Linked DNA regions of Mus musculus: region 2 is linked to region 1. A link is a contact called in ENCODE Hi-C data. All regions are on one chromosome and are shown on one strand. The core of a region is the stretch at or near the end of the contact, and the rest is flanking DNA. Distances in the headings are between cores, read along the strand shown. Region 1 holds the start of A630072M18Rik (RIKEN cDNA A630072M18 gene). Region 2 holds the start of 2700038G22Rik (RIKEN cDNA 2700038G22 gene).

What was found. A loop is a pair of places that touch in the nucleus more often than their neighbours do.
Region 2: a map of T-helper 2 cell shows a loop between it and region 1 (7-fold over the local background). The contact joins the promoter of 2700038G22Rik here to the promoter of A630072M18Rik in region 1. A Hi-C loop is called at or near these places in 2 of 37 maps with a recorded cell type or tissue (T-helper 17 cell and T-helper 2 cell).

What each region holds. Positions count from the first base shown.
Region 1 is chr5:20,946,633-20,953,386 of GRCm38, forward strand. A630072M18Rik (RIKEN cDNA A630072M18 gene) reads left to right here and starts at 4,357. Exons shown (of 1, transcript NR_030699.1): 1 at 4,357-6,754. It overlaps Rsbn1l (round spermatid basic protein 1-like), which reads right to left and starts at 5,190. Exons shown (of 8, transcript NM_001080977.1): 1 at 4,625-5,190. The coding sequence starts at 5,153.
Region 2 is chr5:23,847,434-23,854,187 of GRCm38, forward strand. It overlaps 2700038G22Rik (RIKEN cDNA 2700038G22 gene), which reads left to right and starts at 3,164. Exons shown (of 4, transcript NR_045042.1): 1 at 3,164-3,188; 2 at 4,688-4,722; 3 at 5,285-5,327; 4 at 6,353-6,754. Gm42228 (a long non-coding RNA gene) reads right to left here and starts at 5,606. Exons shown (of 2, transcript XR_880875.3): 1 at 5,265-5,606; 2 at 2,021-2,697. Snord93 (small nucleolar RNA, C/D box 93) reads left to right here and starts at 4,800; the gene lies at 4,800-4,844.

The sequences.
Region 1 (6,754 bases), core at 3,107-5,606:
AAAAATCCAAAACTCATATACTCCTTACAGTACTGACAGTAGGATGTTTGGATGGATGGATGGTCAACTAGAAGGCATGGGATCCAGAGAAACAACACAGCAGCAAGGAAAGGACACCCAGGATGTCCGTGAGCTCCAGTTCCAGGGTGGACAGCTTATGCAGCAGGCAGTTAAGAGGAAGCATTCCAGATGGGAGCATGCAGAAGGATTTTGGGGGGGGGGGGGCTAGAATATTCAAACACTCATCTCAAAATACAATCTTAGTAAACTATCTATCTCAGTGCCAATCAAGATGAAAACTCTACCCTATAACCTTGGGCTCAGTGGTTAAGACGCCTTGATGATCACCCAAGAGGACTTGAGTTCAAATGCCCAGTACCTATGTACAAAGCCAGGCATGGTTGAGTGTGGCTGTAACCCCAACCACTTAGGGGACAGGTGGCTCCCTAGAGCGCTAAGGCCTGTCGCCTTGGCCACAGACAGGTCTTCCAGTTCAGTGAGTGCCTATCTCAAGGCACTGACGTAGGTAACAATAGAAGACCAAAGTCCTGCTCTGGCCTCTACACAGGCACGCACCACAAGAATGCACCATGCAAATTGCACCACCCACACCAACCACACAAACACACAGAAACGCACAAAAACTATTCATTACTGAAATGTATGAAACTGCATAATACCTACAGTACTGCAGTTTTACATTCCACTTTTTCTTTAAAGATTTATATATTTTATGTATGTGAGTACAGGGTCACTGTCTTCAGACACACCAGAAGAGGGCATCGGATCCCATTACAGATGGTTTGTTGTAAGCCACCATGTGGTTGCTGGGAATTGAACTCAGGACCTCTGGAGGAGCAGTCAGTGCTCTTATCCCTTGAGCCATCTCTCCAGCCCCTTCCACTTTTCTTTTTTAAAGGAAAGAGTCTCACTAGATAGCTCAGCCTGGCCTACGGCCCCAAACTCTCTAGCTCCCTGTCAAATGCTCAGATTACAACATGCGTCATCATGCCCAGCTCTATACTTTTCAAATCAAAACTTATTTGCTGTTACAGAAAAATTTACTAACTTCTCTGGTTACTTTGTAATTTAAAAAACCCAGTCAGAAGCCAGGTGGACACACCTTTTAACAGATCTCTGAGTTCGAGGCCAGCCTGGTCTGAAGAATGAGTTCTAAGACAGCCAGGGTTACAAGTCTACACAGAGAAACCTTGTCACAAGGGGGAAAAAAAAAAAATCAGTCAGGCATGGTGGCCCTTGTCTGCAATCTCAGCAGTCAGGACTCTCAGGGAACAGAACACAGCTGATTCAGGGCCAGCCTGAACTACACAACACTCTTTAATTTAAAACCTGAAAAATTCTACATAACAGCTATCAGCAGGCAGCCTTGGAGATTATAGGTGCATAACACACTAGCTCTGTACTCAGGAGCCTAGACTTGGAACATTGTTTGACCTGCTCATTGATCCCTGCTAGCTTTAAAGGTGGGTTACAATTGACTCGCCTTTAATTTATTGTTGGGTTATATATGTAATAAATAAACATGCTTCAGATTCAACATTCACTCAATGTTGTTTCAGGTTGTTTCAAATACATGTTTATTTTATCTGAATGTTTTCTGTTAAGTTGATTGCCAGTGGAAAAAGATCTAACCAGATGTAGTGGCTCACACCTGTAATCCCAGCACTGAAGAGGTTGAGGCACAAGGATCACAGACTGAAGCCAGATTGTTCTACATGGTGAGTTGGCCAGCCAGAACTACAAACATAATAAATGAAGACAAACGACAAAGGCCATTTCTAAGGATTCTTTGGACCCTTATATGAGCCAGGCATGGTGGCAAACGCCTTTAATCCCAGCACTTGGGAGGCAGAGGCAGGCGGATTTCTGAGTTCGAGGCCAGCCTGGTCTACAAAGTGAGTTCCAGGACAGCCAGGGCTATACAGAGAAACCCTGTCTCGAAAAACAAACAAACAAACAAACAAACAACAACAAAATACAAGAGCAAATGTTTAGAGATGCAGAACTACAATCTACTTTTCTTAAATGTCTTTATACCTGATTTCTGATACTAAGTCCATTCAATCAATGAGCTCTGGGTAATCAAGGAGTTACTGAGCTATGACAGCCAACTTAGAGAGTCATTTAAAAAGTATATACTTCAAACACTAATCACCTGGGGGCTGGAGAGATGCCTTAGAGGTTAAGAGCCCTGACTGCTCTTCCAGAGGTCCTGAGTTCAATTCCCAGCAACCACATGATGGCTCACAACCATCTGTAATGTGATCTGACGCCCTCTTCTGGTGTGTCTGAAGATAGCGACTATGTACTCAAATAAAAATAAGTAAATCTTTAAAAAAAAAAAAGAAAAACTAATCACCTGTCATCCACTCTGGAAGATCTGTATATAATGCACAGAAAATAAACACTGTCCTGTAAATCAGTATGTGTATACTTGAACTGCACCTGTAAAACAAACGCACCTAGACCCTGATACTTTGCTACCACTTTTTTGTTAAAGCAGGACCCAAATTCAGTTAAACTCAAACTCTAGAGTCCAACAAAATAATGAAAAGCTATCTTTTTAAATTTAATCTTTTCTCAATAAAATAAGTGTTTCTGTCCTTCTGTCCAAAAGAAAATAAAAGTATTTAAAGTTAGTGGTGAATATACAGCCAGGTGTGGTGGCCCATGCCTTTGCAAATCCCAGCACTCAGGAGGGCAGGCAGATCCTCTGAAGTCACCCCAGTCTACATAGTGATTCTAGGACAACCGGGGCTATACAAGAGACCCTGTCTTGAAGACAAAACATCAACATCTAATCATCCCATATAGGTCATGGGAACTCTCTTCCCCACATCTTGATGTAAAGACTATCACTGTTTAAGTCTGAGGGATTACTACATTTATTGGAAGGGCACACTAGTGTCACAGCTGACCTATGGAGATCAGAGGACAACATATGGAGAGCTGATTCTCCCCATCTTAGGGACCCTGGGAATTAAAATCAGGTGGTCAAGCTACACAGTAAGTGCCTGAACCATCTTAACGTTCCCAAACGGATTTTTTTTTTCCTTTCAGTTCTGCATCTTGTCTTTATTCTGCCTCACGAACATGGTCAATTAGCTTTACAGACTTTCTAAGTCATGGGGAAATAACCTTGGATTTGGGCAAAACAAAATTGATCTTTCCATTTTAACCTTCCCAAATAGATTTTAAATGTTAGTTAAGACTGTAAAAAATCACCATTAACAGACATCTCACTAAGTCATATAGATATATCGATATATCTCACATTTTAGGCCGGTACTATCACCACTCAAAAACTCCAACAATGTAATACCTACACTCACTTCTGCAGAGAACTCAGGAAAAGCAAAAGCGCAGCTTACCCAAGGAAGAATGATACCAAACTGCACATGGACAGACTCTGCAGCATTTTATAACTTAAATCTTATATTTAACCACTGCAACATAGAGATTTAAAATACTAACCATCTAGAACTCCTAAGCAGAAGGAAACTAAATTTCATCCTCAAAGCATTCCTAAGGCAATGCTCCAACTCCCTAGGAGAGCGTTACACTGGGAACAAGGGTACACCGAACCATTAGCTTGGCTTAGATGTTAGCATTCTTTTACATTGTGAATGATGAACTTTTCTATTCAGATAATTTTTCAAGATCTAAGGTACCATTAGATCAGCAAGGTTACTGGCATTTCACCAGCATTCCAAAACAGAACGGAATACTTCACAACAATGTGTGACAATGACAACGTATATTTATATAACCTCGTGATCACCTAAAGATCTACTTTCCAACCCATATCCACTTTGTATTAGTCAGATCTCTACATATCCACAGATGACTAGAATGACCCCTCATTTTAAAGAAAATACGGAAAACTCTGCTAGCTTACATTACAAAAGAAAACTGAAAAACAGTTGGGAATTCCCCCCCCCCACCCCACCCCACCCCCGGCAGAAACACTCTGAAGCCACTTGATCTGGCCAAAAGACGTCAAAACATCCGATTTTATCATTTGCTGAACGAGAAAGAAAGAAGAAAAAAAAAAAAAAAGAATATGGCTGAAAGCTTCTGAAGGGTAGTATTTAAAACAGGACCACGCAAAACACTTTAACAATATGGAATGTGGGCACCTCAGAAACCGCACACTTGGTGCCCTGCGCACGACCTCATCTCCCTAGTAGGGATGAAACATCCTGGTCCCCGTGGTCCCTGGGAGCTTCCAGCTTCCGCCAATACACCCGACCACCCACTTTTTTTTTTTTTTTTTTTTGGACAGGATATTCTGGCGTTGGAAGCTGCGTCGCAAACATGAATTTCCTGCGATCCAGTCCGATCCCTTTCGTAATCTTTAAAAGACCTGTTCTCTTCTGCCTCCCCAGCCAAAAACACACCGGGGAGCGGGGTCCTCTAGACCCACTCCTTCACGCGCGTCCTGCTGCGCGTTAACTGGAAGGCGAAACCGACACCGAAAACCAGGAGTTTCAGCCATCCCCCCGGTCGGCGACCGAAACTCCAGGCTCCATTTACTTCTGGCCCCGCGGAAGGCTGCAGCCCCGCCGGCCGCCGGCGCTCCCCTCCCCCGCGCGGCACCCACCTCGCGGCAGCGGCTTCGCCTCGCCGTTCTCATCCCGGGCGGCGGCGCCGAGGCCGTGCTGCCTCCGCTTCTCCTTCTCGCGCTTCTCCTTGGGTCTGCGCGGCTTGGCGGCGGCCGGCGGAGCGACGGGCGGGAGCAGGACGCGGTGAGGCTGAGCGTGCAGCAGCGAGGGAGTGACCAGCAGTTTGCGCGGCAGCGGCTGAGACGAGGAAGCGGAGGCTGAGGAGACGCTCGGGCTGGCGGAGAAAGAGTAACAGCTCCGAGAGGTGGACGAGGAGGAGGCGGCGGGCCGAGCCGCGAAGCTCCACGCCGCCGGGCTGCCGAAGCTCTGGGGCTGCAGCTGCCCGCCGTTCCCGCCGCTGCCCCCCTCCCCGTTCACTCTCCGCGGCGCCTTCTTCTCCTCGGTGCGAACCTTCTTGGCAGACATAGAGCCCGGCGGCTCCCGCGAGGAAGGCTGTACTTTGCCAGATGCTTCCTTCTCAGAGAGGAGAGCCACGGCGCCGCGAGCTGGGTTCGGCGGTTCCGCCATTTTGCGCTCCTGTTGTATTTACTCTCCGCCGCTCCCCGGAGCGGGGGCGCGGGGCGGGGTGCCTAGGTCCAGGCCGAGCTCCCATTGGGCGCGCTAAACTGAGAGATCCCGGAACAAACCAATCAAAGACGCGGACAGAAGCCGTCGGGGTGGGGTCACCGAGCGGACCTTCATTTGGAGGTCAGAGGTCTTTTCGGCGCGGCTGATGGAGAGCTCGCTGAGAAGGGAGGATCTCCCGACCGTCGCTCGGGAGCCCCGAATCTGCCCGGACCGAGGTAGCGCTGCCGTTCGCTCAAAGACTTTGCCTTGTTTGTACCGCTCTCTCTTTTTACCTTGAGGTGGCTTGGGTCCCTTCTGCAGGTTCTGAAAAACGAGTTCTGGGTTGCTCGTCTCGGAGAAAATTTGTCGAGAGTCCGATCAGCAAAGGCAGAAATGGTGAAAAGTTGCCTTATTTTAACTAAGGTCGTAAAAGTTCGTACTTTAAAAGAGAGTTTTCTGCAGAGCTGGAACTTGGATCACTTCCGATCGTGAAGATAAAAATCACCCACCGTTTGGAGGCTTTAAATTGAGCTTGAGTGCTAAAGGTTTTCACTTTAATTATTCTTTAAACGACACCAGGAAAAAGCCACTAGCGGTGTTTGTAAATGTTTGAAAATGCAGTTAGAGTTCTGTATTTCAGAGTCAGCGCTATGAAACTTCGCCAAGCATGTACCTTGATTTTTATCTCAAAAGATAAGGAATTTGGGGGAATGGGTTACAACACAGTTCAAGCTTTAGACAAGAGCATGCCTTAAAGTCTTAGATCTTTTGTGAGATTAGAATGTAAAGATAACACATGATCATATTAGCTCAGCAAGAAAAAGGAGTTTTCTGATCCCCTAAGAGGGACATTAGCAGTTACTTTCCGCAGCTAACAGTTGCCTTTCAGGAAACTGCAATGGTCTGTTGTTACTCCTCTTTTACTCCAAACCCACTTCTTTAGGACTCGGTGAGGGGAACACATCAAAATCTAACGCTGTTTGTAAATACATTTTTCTTTTTTTGGTTGGTTGGTTGGTTCGTTTGTTTTTTGAGTCATAGTCTTCCAATATTGTCCTGGCTGTCCTGTAAACCAGCCTGGCCTCGAACTCAAATCTTCCTGCATTTGCCCAACTCCCTTTCCCCCAGTGCTGGAATTAAAGAAAGGTGTGTACCACTGCATCTGTCCTCATTGTTTTTAGTTTTTAGAAGTAAATTGTTAATATATAGAGTATTCCCTGAAGCTAGACCCAGAGAGACAAATTTTGCATATTTTCTCTAATGTGTGTAATCTAGTTTTAAAAACACACACACAACATAAAAATAGAAGGGAAATGGGAAAAAGAAAGGTGATGAGCATAAGAAAGAAAGTCACTTCATCTCCCTCACCTGGGAATGAGTATGTCTACATCCAGGGCAGGGGATGAGGGAGTGGTGGTGTGACTGAGCAAATAAGGGTACAACATGGAAAGTGTTGGAATGAAACTGAACGCTAAGTAAGAAAACAAAAGGAAAAGGGGTTTCCTCTCTAGATTATCTAATTGGGACATTCATAACAGTGTCAGTTAGTCTAATGATTTTTT
Region 2 (6,754 bases), core at 1,914-4,413, 2.9 Mb after region 1:
TGTTGGTTTTCATTTAAAACTAAAATGAGGGGCTGCAGTCTCGGTCTAATCAGTAAAGCATTTTCCCGGCAAGCTTGAGGACTGGATTGGAAACCTAGCACCCACATTGAAAGGGGGAGGGACAGTTTTTTACAGAGGCACTTGTCTCTCACACCAGTGCTGGGAGGTATAGGGGGCGTGGTGGTCTTGGTACTCATAGGCATGCACTAGGAGAGCCTGGGATGGTAACCACACAGGCTTGGTTCTTCAAGAGAAGGAATGTAAAATCAAACCTGTTTTCCTCCCAGAAGCCTTGAGCAGACATACTTTCTAGCTTGGTGACCTCTGTACAATCTGGGTGGCTGAAGACTTTCTGGTGCTGGACGCTCCTCCAGACCCATTCTTGTTTTCCCTCAGGCAAGCAACAAAACCTCCTGTTATGGAAGGTGTCACATGTACTTTACAAAGAGATTTGCTGTAGTCACATTTGATCTGTCTATGTTCCACAAAGAGATTGAGGTATGGCCCTGCAGTGGCCCACGCCTTTACTCCCAGCACTCAGGAGGCAGAGGCAGGAAGAGCTCTGAGTTTGAGTACCAGAACAGCCAGGGAAACACAGAGAAACTTTGTCTTGAAAAGCCAGAGAGGGGTAGGGGGTGGAGGAAGTGAAAGAGTAAAACGTAAAAACAAAATTCTAGGCCTTTGGGCCCAGGTTTGGAGTGTGGCCTTTGTGGCTCAGTGCTTCAAGGTGTGCTGGTCATAAAACAGATAGCAACATTCCTCCACCCACCCGCTTCCTGGGTTCAAAGAGTGTTCATTCAAAGAATGTGCTATTGTTAGGGGCTCTTAGAAACTGTCTTGAGAAATAACCCTCACAATTACCAGGTATTCCTCGTGACTCTTGTGACTTTGCACTTCCTTGTGACTCTTAACTGGTATTTTTGGTATTTTCCAACAACGCCCTCCCCACCTCCTTGAGTTGTGGTTTCTTCCTTTAAATACCCCCTTATCCAGCTACTCGGCGCCCCACGGTCCTCTACCCCTGCATGGTGTATGACCGTGGGCCTGAGAGCGCTCTTGAATAAAAATCCTCTTGCAGTTTGCAGCAAGACCGTTTCTTGTGAGTGATTTTGGGGTGTTGCCTCTCCTGAGTCAGAACGTGGGGGAGTCCTCACGTTGTGGGTCTTTCAGAAGGAGGGAGAGGAGGGGAGGGAGAAGGGAGACAGAGAGACTGACCTAGGTATGCTTCCTGTGCATGTGGGATTGAGGTAACCATTGTAGGAGGCTGTAGCCTCCCCCTTAGGCTGCCTGAGCGGCACCTTAAAGATGGTGCCTGCCGGATGCAGAGCTGGTGGTGTAAACAAATCTATATTTGGTGGAGACGCGCCCCTGCCGCCCTGATTGGCTGAAGCCTTGTGCCTGGTGAGGTGACGTGGCCTGCCGTGAGTGGATGCGGGCTGAGAGTATATAAGAGTGAGAGGCCCGGGGTTGGGGGAGAGAGATGAAGAGGGAGAGAGATGAAGACTGAAGGTTGCCGAATAAACTGCTGTTAGAAGAACTGGTGGTCTTGTCGTTCGGGCTGGTCGAGGACGAATGCAACAAACCATCACAAGGATAGTTTTGGCCACACTGTGCTGTGCTTAAGTATACCTAAAATAAATAACTGAGGTCTGACTGCCAAAGTTTTGTCAGCGCTGACCACTGAGCCCTGTGGAGCTGACCTGCCTTGTATCCTCACCTCCCAAGGCTCCTCTCTCTGATGCCCATGCAGGCTGCAGAGACCTCTGCAGGGCGGGGAGGACTAGTGAAGAGTCTAGCTGAGTCAGTGACGCCCAGTGATAGAACTTGTCTCAAAAAATAATGTGGAGAATAATTGAGGGAAAGAAACACCAACCTGTGACCTCCACGTGCATGGGCAACACGAGCACAAACACAAAGACACTCACGTACACATACTGAGAAACAAATAGAGAAACAGTTTAAGGTGCCTATAGATATGTTCTTGTGTTGGGGTCTAAAAATCCAAAACAACCCGAGCAGGTTCAAGAGTCCCCCCAAAGCAAGATCTTTATTTGAATTAGGCAGCAAAAATCAACCAGTTAGGAACAGCAGCACAGACTCCGTCTGACTGCGTCTTCGAACATCTTAGTAAGTATTTAAGCAGATGACAAAGATGTATTGCACTCGGGCTGCTGCTGATCAATCAGGGCCATAGAAGAGACTCAGGAACTGAACTGCAACCCCAAGCCAGAATGGTACGGGGCTTTTAAGCTTGAAATCCATAAACGTCTGTGCTAAGTTATCCCACCAATCAGGACTTAGGGGTAGGGGACTTCCTTAAGAGCACGTCTTTGTGGTGCACTTACTCTGTTCCTACAGGACTCAACTGCAGCGTTCATGTTGAAGTGCACTCACCTAGCATCCATGCTTCTACTCACCAAGCAGGAAGTCAGTTACCCAGGGAGGTCTTGGGAACTTAAACTTTGAGTTAAGGCCTGTTCCAAATGGCTTCAGTTGGTTCCTTCTTACACCACTGTCTTCTGAATTCTCCTCTTGCGTTCCCACAAGCAATGGATGAGTGGGGTCTGGGGTGCAGGCGTTTTGATAAGTGTGTAAGTGGTACCATGGTGGTGTCTTACTTTTCAGTTCCTCAGTGGCCTGTGACGCTTAACATACCAAGAGCACACAAAGAGTAGGCAACTCTTTTGAGGGCTGTTGCTATAAGGAGAAATAAAAGGTGGCTTACTTGTGGCAGGATGTAGCAGGAATTTAATGGCGGATGTTTTGGTCTGTTTGGTTGGTTTACGTTTTGTTTTTACATGGCTAGAGAGATGGTTTGCCGCTTAAACAGTGTTCTGTTCTTGTAGAGGACCTGAATTTAGTTCCCAGCATTCAATTTAGGAGGCTCACAGCTGTCTGTGAGTCCAGCTCCAGGGAAGCTGACACCTATGTCTGGCATTTTGAGCACATGCAAATATCACAGACAGACATAGTTTAAGTCTTTTTGGGGAAGCGGGCGGGGCCAGTGGCTCTGGTGCCGCCAGGGGGCGCGTGAGGGCCGGCGCTGGAGTCAGGCGGGAACGGGGGAAGGGGCGGGCAGGAGGGGCGCTGGGCCACTCTGGTTGGCTGAGCCCCGGTGCTCAATGTCCGGTCGGTTTTAAACTCGGTCCCGCCCTGGCGCCCAGCTCTTCCGCCGCGGCGCGCTCCTGGTAAGTACTCTCCCCATTGCGAGTCCCAGGACCACGCCACGTGGTCTTGGCGATTTTCACGGCGCTCGCCCGTGGCGCGGGTCCCTGCCCATACGCGTCCCTTCTGTGTGGGACAGGCGATCAGCCTTGCGCTGCCCGGATTTGTCCCCTCTCGGATGGAGGCGCGGCGTCCGGACAGCCCGGGTCCTGGGCACACTCGGGGCTTCCCGCCCGCCCAGGACTCCGATGACGGGGACATCGACTATTTAGGAAGCGAATGAGATCAGAGCTCGGAAAGTAGCAGGAGGCAGGATAATCCCAGTGTCAGCAAGGGCAGGGGTGATTTCGCCCACGCAGGCGCGTCCTCGCCGCCGCACGTGTCCTTTAATTGCTGCTTGGCACAAAGGCTGGGCTTTTTGTTTTGTGCTCATTTGTTTTAAGGTTTGAGGGTATATTCAGGCGGATACCTGCAACCGAGTCCAGCAGGGACCTCTGCCTACAGGACCTGGATTACCCTACTGCTGACACAGACCCAGCCTGTCTGGGTTTTGGGTCCTGGGAGAAATCTGAGCCACTGGATTAGCACTTAAGCAAGGTGACTTATAAGCAATGATTTAGGAATCGTGATTTGGAATTCCTAAGACCGGGTATAGGTGTTTAGCGAGCACCCAGGAGTCCTCCCTGTTTAAGAGGTGACTGATTGAGACACCAATTAAAAGTAAATATCATGGTTGGAGAGATGACTCAGTGGTTAAGAGTACTGACAGCTCTTCTAGAGTTCCCGAGTTAAATTCTCAGCAACCACATGGTGGCTCACAACCATCTGTAATGAGATCTGATGCCCTCCTCTGGTGTTGTCTGGAGATAGCAACAGTGCACTCATATAGAAGAAATAAATCTTTTTAAAAGATTATTAGATTATTGAGACAGATTGTCATACTGGCCCAGAGAATATTTGTGCTCTAGGACCCTAAGTATTGGCATTTATGGACATAAGCCACTGTGCCTGGTAAAGGACATTTTAGAGGAAAAATAGGCTTGTGGGCTCTTGTAAACAAGTTCCCTGTGTTGTAGTTTTCTTTCCGTTAGAGGTTAGGGTTCTGTTGAGCCCCTTCGAGAGTGAAGGGCAGCATGAGCCACCTTCTAAGGTAAGGAGTTATTTTTCCCTTCCTCATTCAGGCTCAGGAGACACATCTGACGCTGCTTCTGGTTTTGAAATCAGAGAAAATGTTTCACTTTCTTAAAGGAAGAGTACTGCTATTACCTGCAGTACTATTTGCTTCTAAACATTAAGAGTTTTTGCTTCTGGGGTGGAAATAGTGGGAAAGATGGCCCAGAGGGAATAAAATGGACTCCCAGCTGTCAGCAGTATGAAGATTAGAGCTCTGTGCAGGAATAAATGCTAGTCAGAGGCAGGCCTTCCATCACCAGATGCAGCTAGGAGCCACCAGGAAGGTCCTTTCTGAAGGAAGCTGTGGCTGCTGCTTGTAACAGTGCTGGTTCTTTTTTCTTTTGAGCAGATGAGTGCTGTGTCCAGGATGATCATGAATTCAAGGTATGTGTTAGATGGCAAGTTTGGCTTTCCAGGCATAATTCCAGGAACAGTTCTTGGCCAAGGATGAGAACTCTAACCTGACTGGATACGCTGCTGTGATGGGTTAAAGGATTTACCTGAGGCCAATAGAACAGGCAGGAATTTAATGCAGTCACCCCATGTCTTTTTAAAGTAGATGAGGGGTTGGAGAATGGAGTGAGAGGGCTTAGCAGTGCCAAGCCCGTTACCTTTGATTCTGGGACCTGGTGGAGAGAGCCAGCTCTCTAGAGTTATTCTTGCACCTTCATGTGTGTGCTAGCACACGTGTGTGCACACTCAAAATAATAAATGTAATAAATGGGAGCGTTGGTGAATGTTTAATACTTAGAGGGTGATATGGCTTTGCATTTCAAGTTGTGTTCAAACATTTCTGAGTAGATCCACCCAATGTACTGGGTAGTACATTAAGTGTTCTATTTATACTAAAAGATGGTTAATGTCAACATAGTCCACACATGGGTGTGTTGCTTTATTTATTAAGTAATGGTTGCAGATGTACTTACCTCTGGTGTTCCTTCTGCAGCTCTGGAGCTTGAGATGAACTGGTCCGACTTCTAGAAGAGAAGGTAGGCATCTGTGTGTAGAGTCAAGGTTTTAGGTTACCTGTTCCCCTTCATATCGGGAACGGGTGAATTCTGAGGCATTCTCATTGTATATAGAGAGCATGAGAATTTTGTGTCTGTAGAACGAAGTTCCATTATTTAGTTTTCTATGCGTCAGCCCTACTCTGAAACATGTCACAATGTTAACATAAAAGATCTTTTGAAAAAATTGGCTTTATTTATAAAATTTTTACTTTTATGTTTGCTTGCATGTCTGTTCCATATGTGTGCAGTGCCCCTGGAGGCCAGAAGAGGGCATCAAGAAATTTTTTTTGAAAATTTTAGTTTTATTTATAAAACTTTTTTATATGTTTTGCCTGCATGTCTGTACCATGTGTGTGCAGTGCCCGTGGAGGCCAGAAGAGGGCATCAAATCCCCCTGGAATTGGAGTTACACTTGGTTGCTAGGAATTGAACCTAACTCCAAGAAGAGCAGGCAGCCAGGGCTCCTAATTGCTGAGCCCTAAACTTTGGCAGCTCAGAATTGTCCAACACATAGTTGAGAGATCTAGTCCTCCCAGGAGAGTGAGTTGTATGGTAGGATCCTTTTGGTGTCCTGGCTTAATACCCACCATGTGTACTCTAGCTGTAGCTGGAATGAGCAAATAGCCTATGTGATTTAAACTACCATGTCAATGCCTCATTATGTTCAAATGCTCTGTAGAGAAATGAAGCAAAAAGTTAATGTTTTCAGAGAACTCATAATTCCAAGTAAGAGTCTTGAATATATGGAGTGAAAGAGCTTTACATTGTCCACGATGATGCGCTGTGGCGCTCCCAGGCATGAGCAGAGTAAACTTGGCAACTATGGTCTGGTGGGGGTGGGGTGGTGGCCACAGTCTCACCAGATCTTCATCCAACTGGCAGACACTACCCATCTCCAATGCAGGAATCTCGCTCTAGGGCCCTAGCCCTACCCCGAGGCCCACTGGTCTCTCATCTCTAATAAATGATTGTTTCTTATCTCTAGGTTCCCCCCCCCCCCCCAGGAAAAGCCAGTGCAGTTACCTGACAGTGAGTAAACCCGATGTTTCTTGTGGTTTCGTCAGATCTACCATCGCCTGCCAGCCTGACCTGCTTTGACCCCGCAGACTGTCCCTGTCCCCTCTGAACAAAAGGATGGCTGTTGCACAGCAGCCCTATGGTTTGGTTGCTGCAGGTACTTAAAATGGCTGTCTGAACTTAAACTGGGAGGGTAGCCATTAGGAGATAGAAACCTACCTCCCATATTTCTTAGGAGTCTTGTGATTTGGAGACTCCATTTGTTCTTCATTCCTCCCTAAATGGCCAACCACCGTGGGCAAGGGTTCACCTGCCACTCATAAGCCTAGCCTGAGCTGTGCAGTGGTGCTGCATACCTTTAATCCTGGCAGAGGCGGGTGCATTTCTGA